Regions from separate parts of the Mus musculus genome. Here region 2 is linked to region 1. Evidence: chromatin contacts called from ENCODE Hi-C or POLR2A ChIA-PET data. All regions are on one chromosome and are shown on one strand. The core of a region is the stretch at or near the end of the contact, and the rest is flanking DNA. Distances in the headings are between cores, read along the strand shown. Region 1 overlaps Srl (sarcalumenin). Region 2 holds the start of Srl (sarcalumenin).

The links. Hi-C counts contacts between places; a loop is a spot of excess contacts on that map. ChIA-PET counts read pairs that join two places held with the same protein, here RNA polymerase II (POLR2A).
Region 2: a loop to region 1 is called in a map of heart, with 2.1 times the contacts of the local background. The contact joins the promoter of Srl here to the enhancer-like site in region 1. A Hi-C loop is called at or near these places in 6 of 37 maps with a recorded cell type or tissue (CH12.LX, Patski, T-helper 17 cell and 3 more). POLR2A ChIA-PET finds 5 or more read pairs at or near these places in 4 of 5 experiments (Patski and embryonic stem cell).

Annotation. Positions count from the first base shown.
Region 1 is chr16:4,486,692-4,490,544 of GRCm38, reverse strand. It overlaps Srl (sarcalumenin), which reads left to right. Exons shown (of 7, transcript NM_175347.6): 5 at 2,936-3,052. Among named protein-coding and RNA genes, the nearest start is that of Srl, 34 kb to the left of the region's middle. Within about 2 kb of position 1,269, at least 1 of the 3 ENCODE cell types and tissues checked has a DNase peak (open chromatin) inside an H3K27ac peak, as active enhancers do; it is heart, where a contact is called at or near this core.
Region 2 is chr16:4,521,804-4,525,389 of GRCm38, reverse strand. It overlaps Srl (sarcalumenin), which reads left to right and starts at 2,324. Exons shown (of 7, transcript NM_175347.6): 1 at 2,324-2,397. The coding sequence starts at 2,337.

The sequences.
Region 1 (3,853 bases), core at 20-2,519:
ACATACATACATACATACATACATACATACATATGTTCCAAAGCTGGGCATGCTGGCTATGCCTGTAGTCTCAGCACTTGTAAGGCTGAGGCAATAGAATGACTAAGGATTTAGAGCCAGCCTGGGCTACAGAATGAATTTCAGGCCACCATAGGCTTTAGAGTGGGATGCTATCTAAACAAAATGAAATTAAACCATTCCAAACACTAGCATAATTCATATATTTTGTGTACAGATATTTGTAAGACATGTTTTGCTTGCTTGTTTGTCCTTAAAATAGTACAGCAAAGGGGTTGACAAGATGGCATAGTAGGCAAATGTACCTGCAGCCCAGACAGCCTTAATTCAATCCCTGGACCTGTATGGTAAGAAAAGAGAACCAACTCCCGTAATTTATCTTCTGGCATACCCCGGCCCCACAAATACATGTTTAAAAATTATTATAGAACACTAGAATTAAGTATTTTAATCATTGTTAGAAAATTGCCTTGAAATACTCCAATCTGTATTCACAAGAACATACCAGAGAATTCTTGTTCCACCATGGTTTGCCATCTTTAAAAGTGTGACTCATTTTTCAGTGCTGGGGACACAACCCCAGACTTTAGATATGCTAAGCAGGTGCCCTGCCACTGAGCTATATCCACAGCTACTCTAACTCCTGGTTTAAAGCTTTCATAATTGTTATTTTTTTCTTTTCAGTTCTGGGGATGGAACCCAGGGCCCTGAGCATCCTAGGCAAGTGCTCTACTACAGAGCTATAACCCCAGCCCTTGTTTTAATTGTAAATCACATGACAAATCTCTTCCTGTGTTACCTGGCAATTTCCATATTAGCCTAATGCCTATTGAGTAGCTGTGTATCTGAGGGCACATTTGTTCCTACTCTACAGAACAGGAATCTAATGCCAGGCAGTGCTGGTTGCCCTGGCCACTGTCAGGACCCCGGCCCCATTCCTTTCCCCAGGGGATGAATGCCCTGTGCTGTCGGTTCCTATACCATTCTTACAGGCCTAAGAGCCCGCCGCCCGCCGCTCCTGCTTCTTCGAGCGCGTGCAGGCCTGGTGTGAGGTCACAGAACAGTGGCTGGCTTTCTTCTGTCCTCTGTACTTGTCTCCCTACTCTGACACCAAGAGTGGCATGACCCTCCCAGGGAAACTCCAAACTTAAAGCCTCAGTGGCCAAGAGGCTGCCAGCTGCCCCTGGATTGGCTCTCAGCAAAGGCCAATTGGCTCTCTTCTGGCTTCCCTTTCTGGACTTGGCTTCTCTGTCCTAATGTCCTGCCAGCTTCCTGCATGCCCCCTATCCTTCAAGCTTATTGCTGGTCTCCCACATATGCCCACAATGCCCCCTGCTGTGCAGAATTGGAACAGCAACACTCGAAGCTCTGTCTCACATAACCAGCGCTGGCTTTTTGGAAAAATCCATAACTGGCATAACTCTCTTGAGATGCCTAATCGCCGTGTTCCCAGGCTGAGTGCCTCTCATGTGTGCTTACACACAAGAGGGAAGGGCCAGCCCACGACTTGTGCTCACCATACAGAAGCCATCATCTTTTAGGACTTTGCTTTACTCCCAAAGGAACAAAACCAGTATATCCAAAAGCCAGGTGCAGAAGGGATTCATGCTATACAAAAATGAATGTACAACACTGGTATACAACACAGTGTATACACAGTAAGGCAGCTGAAAAATGCCAGAAATTAGCATTAGTGTCCAGGGTAGTGGTACACAAATATAGATAGGCCCAGCTACCCTGGAGGCTGAGGCAAGAGAATCACTTGATTCTTGAGCCCAGGACTTTGAGAACATCCTGGGAAATATAACGTCCTCTCAAAAGAAAATAGAAAAAAAAAAAAAAAACCCACCCCAACTGGCCCAGCATTAGTTACCTAATAGAGAGTGTATTGTGGCCTAGACAGACTGGGGCTTTTTGTACTTCAGACTTTTGAGTCAGGACAGTATACAAAATTATAAGAAATAAATTTAAAAAAAGTTTAAGAAAGAAGACTGTATTTTGAGGTCTGTCTGCAGGCTCAGGAAGACAAAAGTCTGGAGAGCACAGGTGCTCAGTGCAGCTAGTTCAGAAAAGAAGTTAGAGGACCAGAAAGCAGCAATAAGAAACAGCATCTCTGTCTACAGCCTCTACCTGCTTCTTTGCCCAGATTTGGTTTTGTTTTCTATTTTTGCAGTAGTGGGGACTGAACCCAGGGCCTCGCACATACTATGTAAATGCTCTGCTAGTGAGCACCCTCCTAAACCACCATCTTTCTTTTGAAGACACTAGAGAATTCTGCTTCTCTCTCTCATACCCCTCTCCAGTAGCCTTGGCAGGGTGTGATTCCTAGCAGGGTGTCTTAGAGGACCTTGGCCTCAGGGACCAAGAATCTAAGGATTCCCAGTTTTCAGTGTTTGGTTTCAGACCCTGGAAGACTTGTCATGGACTAAGACTAATCTGAGCTTGAGGGGAGGATGTGAAGAGCCCCAGTGAAGAGATAAGGAGAGCTGCAAGCTGCAGATGGGCAGAGCCTGGAGCTCGGATGGCTCAACCTTGTCTATGCTTCTCCCATGTCCTTTCTTACTGTTGATTCAGGTAGCAAACTTCAATCTTCGAAATGCAGAAGTTTTGTCCTTTTTGTGAGACATTCTCTAGATTAAGCCAGGAGACTGTTCCCAGCGTGAGCACCAAGCCTGCAATCCAGCCAACTCCTCCTTCTGGTGCAGGCCAAAGATCTGGAAAAGGTCAAAACAATGGCTCCTGGTGTCTTTGGAGTGAATGCTCTTATAAAGCCCCTGACACAGTTTGATCCACACAGAACCCCACAAGCTCTGGATGACAGTGGGGGGACAGGGGGATGCAGAGTGCTTTGGAGAACAGTGCTGTGCCTGTCAAGTAAGAACTGATGTTAGGTCACGTCTGTTTCTGATTCCTGCAGACGGGGAGATTACTTCCAAGCCAATGGTGCTGTTCCTGGGACCGTGGAGTGTTGGCAAATCCACCATGATAAACTACCTCCTTGGGTTAGAAGATACTCGATACCAACTTTATACAGGTGAACACGGGGGGGGGTATAAATTGTGAAAGCAGATGAGAAATTATTGTATGCCTTTATAATATTAGTGGAGATAACATGTAAGAACCGGAAGCTTTGTCACCCCCATGGCAGCACTAGTCATAAAAGCCCAAAGTAGAAACACCTCAAGGGTCCATGGCTGGATGAAGTAGTCTGAGCACACAATGGAAAGGAGGGGGCTGGCAGTCAGGTCCCCAGGTCCCCATAGAAAAGGCAGGTGTGGCAGCACATGCGTCTGAGATTGCAGAACTTCTATAGGGAGATCGGGGCACCCCTGAAAGCTTAGCGGCAGTGACACTGAGGATACCCACGGTTGTCTGTCCTCCGACTTCCACCCCTGTGCTATGCAACACACACACACACATACACACACACACACACACACACACACACAGAGGAGTGAACCATGCCCGCTGTCACAACACATCAGAAACATCCTTGTCAAGGATAAACCTTGAAAACAATATGCTAAACAAAACAAGCCAAGCAGTAAAGCTGATGTGGTTTGATTCTACTCATATGAGGTGCAAAACTCAGAGACAGAAAGAGAGTAGATGTTGCCAGGGGAGGGGGTGGGGATGGGGGATGTTGCCAGGGGAGGGGGTGGGGATGGGGGATGTTGCCAGGGGAGGGGGTGGGGGGTGCTACTTAGTGGAGACAGTTTCAGTGTGGGAAGATGATAAGGTTCTGGAAATGGAGAGTGAGGATAACTGGCTCGTGATAACGTGAATATACTTAATGCTCTGGACAATCGGTTTAAAGATGATCAAAATGGTAAAT
Region 2 (3,586 bases), core at 1,075-3,574, 34 kb before region 1:
AGCATGTACCAACTGTATCAGGTTAGGCTGCGTGGGGACTGAAACAAGTGAGCTTTTGGGAACATAAAATAGTACAATCGCCTTGGGAAAAGTTTAAGCAGATATCATATGACTCAACGTTTTCACTCCTAGGCATTTACACAAGAGAAAAAGCTTCTGTCTGTACATTGCTATACCTTCAGATATTCATAACAACTTTACTTTTAATGGTTTAATTTTGGAAACAACCCACATGTCCATCAGCAGGTGAGTGGATAACCAATTGTGGTTTGTTCCTACAATGGATGACTATTCACTGATAAAAAGGAATAGGCATCCATCCTATAATCAGCCTCCAAACGCTGACACCATTGCATACGCTAGCAAGATTTTGCTGAAAGGACCCTGATACAGCTGTCTCTTGTGAGACTATGCCAGGGCCTAGCAAACACAGAAGTGGATGTTCACAGTCAGCTATTGGATGGATCACAGGGCCCCCAATGGAGGAGCTAGAGAAAGCACTCAAGGAGCTAAAGGGAACTGCAACCCTATAGGTGGAACAACAATATGAACTAACCAGTACCCCGGAGCTCTTGTCTCTAGCTGCATATGTATCAAAAGATGGCCTAGTTGGCCATTGTTGAGAAGAGAGGCCCCTTGGTCTTGCAAACTTTATATGCCTCAGTACAGGGGAATGCCAGGGCCAAGAAGTGGGAGTGGGTGGGTAGGAGAGTGGGGGGGGGAGGGTATGGGGGGGCTTTCGGGATAGCATTTGAAATGTAAATGAAGAAAATTGGGGGAAAAAAAAGGGATAGGCAGCCAGGCGTGGTGGTACACACCTTTAATCCCAGCACTCTAGAGGTAGAGGCAGGCGGATTTCTGAGTTTGAGGCCAGCCTGGTCTACAAAGTGAGTTCTAGGACAGCCAGGGCTATACAGAGAAACTCTGTCTCAAAAAGCCAAAAGCAAAACCAAAAGAAAAAAAAAGAAAAAAGAAAAAGGATAGGCTATTGATAGAATGAATAAATCTGAAAATAATTGTGCTGAGTGAAAGGAAGCAGATAAAGGCCACTGATAGCTGGGAAATGCAGACTAACGTGTATCGACAGCAAGCAGATTAAAGGTTGCCAGACTGTAGCGGAGGGATCTGCTCATTTTCTTGATTGTGCTGGTATATAAGAGATTGCAGACATTGGTTAAATTTTACCAGTTTGTACCCTTTAGATAGGTGTGGTGTACAAGGCATGGTGGCACACACCTTTGGTCCCAGCACTCAGGAGGCAGAGGCAGGAGAATCCTTGAGTCGAGGCCAGCCTGGTGTACAGAGTGAGCTCCAGGACAGCCAGGCTGCACAGAGAAACCCTGACTCAAGAAAAACAAAAACAAGAAACCCTATGTAGCATATTTTTTGTTGATTGTATATCAATAAAGCTGCACTAAGTATGGGAAGCACATGGGCTAGGGACATGATTTTGTGGCAGAGTGTTCTGGCCTAAGCCCTGTGTTTAATTTCCAGTACCATAAAACCAAGCTTTGAGAACTGTAAAGTTCCCAGCACAGAACAGGTGCCCAGTTTGCTTTTAGTTCATTTACTCCGTGGCCAGTTGCTGCCTCCTCCCTTCCTGGTGACACTATCCCCTAGCCAGACAAGCCGACATCTGCTGTCCTATAGCTGGCTCTCAGGGCTACCACAAGCCCAGAGGAAGAATGCATCAAAAAGCACTTTGTAGAGGTGACTGAACATTCAGGAGGCCCTGCCCACTGGAAATGGACCTGCCTCTCCACCTCCAACTGACATCATGTCATTCAGGCGATTCTCTGAGTCCCCTTTTTCCCTCTGCTCAGCATTCTCTGTACAGAGGCCCTGGAAGGACAAGCTCGTAGTCGTCGACCTCAAAGGTCAGATGTCGTGGGTTTTCCTATTTGCTAGATTGCAGATCAGGGACTATCAACTAGGATTGGTTTCCATTTGGCCTATAGTCCTTCATTTGTAGGCATTTCCAGGTCCTTGACCTATCTGAGACTTTAGGTCAAGGTAGCAAATATTCTAGGAAGACTCAAGTTCCTAACTCCTGGACCTTAGCCCAAGGGCCATCTTTAGCCCCTTCTCCCCTACCCTGAACTAAATAACCCTGGGCATGTTGGGAGAGGCCACTACTGGGCTCTGCTTCTCTGCTTGGAGCCTAGGACAACACCCACAGTAGCCCTTGGGGGTCTGGGCTTCTTTCCCATCGTGTTTGCCCAGTTGCCCTAGTGACTGTGTGACCCTTCTCCCCCGCCCTCCACCTCCTGCCGTGCCTGCTTGCACCCACCATATAAATAGAGGCGAGGAGCAGCTGGGCTCTCTTGGCAGTCACCATGAAGGCGCTGCTCCTGCTCTGCTGTTTCCTGGCCTCCCTGCTGCTTTCAGGACAAGCAGGTACGCCCCCTGCACAAATGGCTTCCATTGGGCCCCTAATGTGCCCAAGTTTTTATCCGAGTGGGGGGCTGGGCTGATGGCAGAACTTTGCATCTAGCTCGTATAACTGCCCTTCTCTCAGGGGCCCGGGACACAGAGGATGAGGTGCTAGAGAGAAGTGGGAGCCAGTGAGGGGTTCTAAGAAGAAATCAGAGCAAATGGTTCTGAGGTCTAGACCAGGTTCAGAGAGAAACATGCTGGAGAGAGGACCCTCCGGAGTCAGGCATAGAGGAATCTCTGAGATGGATAAAAATACATACTCTTGGAGCTGGAGGTTGTCTGAGTTACCATCTTGGTGGGAGATAGGACAGAGACTTTGTTTTAGCTAGTGACTTAGGTCTGCATGTCCATGGACAGAGTGGGACACTGCAGACAAAGCTGAGAATCATTTTATGAACAGTGGGACAGAGTTGGAACTGGGATAGGGTAGAACTGAATGGAAAGCTGAGAACTGGTGACTGTGTTGGAAGCAACTGGACAGAATGTGGAGGGGAATGGAGGAGAGCCTTCCGAGGGGCAGGGTCTTTCCTCCAGAAGGGGGCTCAGCTCTGCACACCATGGCTCTCCTTTGGCATCTCAACATTTTGTGTGGCAGAGGTGGTGGCTTGGGTTGCAGCATGGGGGTTATTTATAGTCTGCGGAGGGGACACCGATCATTTTGCCACCTCTCTTGTTCTTAAGACTCCCAAGACTGGCTTCCCCTTGGGGATTCTTAGGGGAGGTGCTCTAAGATTCCCCCTAGGGATCTAGGACACCCTGGTCTGTCTTTTATGCTGGTACTTCATCTTTGTGAGATTTCTGGGTCCTTGTTTTAGACCTTTAAGGTTCTGTCTCAGGGACTGGAGTGACAGAGGTGCAGTCCAGTGAGAGGATAGGCATATGAGGAACAAAAGCCATTCTTTGGGGGTGTGAGAGGTAAGGCTGGGTGCTCTGGGCCATTGGGCTTGCTGTTGGGCCCTGCCCTTGTCTGCCCTTGAGTTAATTTGGTCTCCATGGGGCTGTGGTGGCTAGAGTGGTGAGTATTCCAAGCGGCTGTCAGGTGGCTAAGTATGGAAACAGTCCTGTAATTGGATCCTGAGCCCGAAGCCACTGCCACCCTCTCCTCTTCCCAGCCCCTCCTCTGCTGCTCCAGCCCCAGCTGCCACCTTGA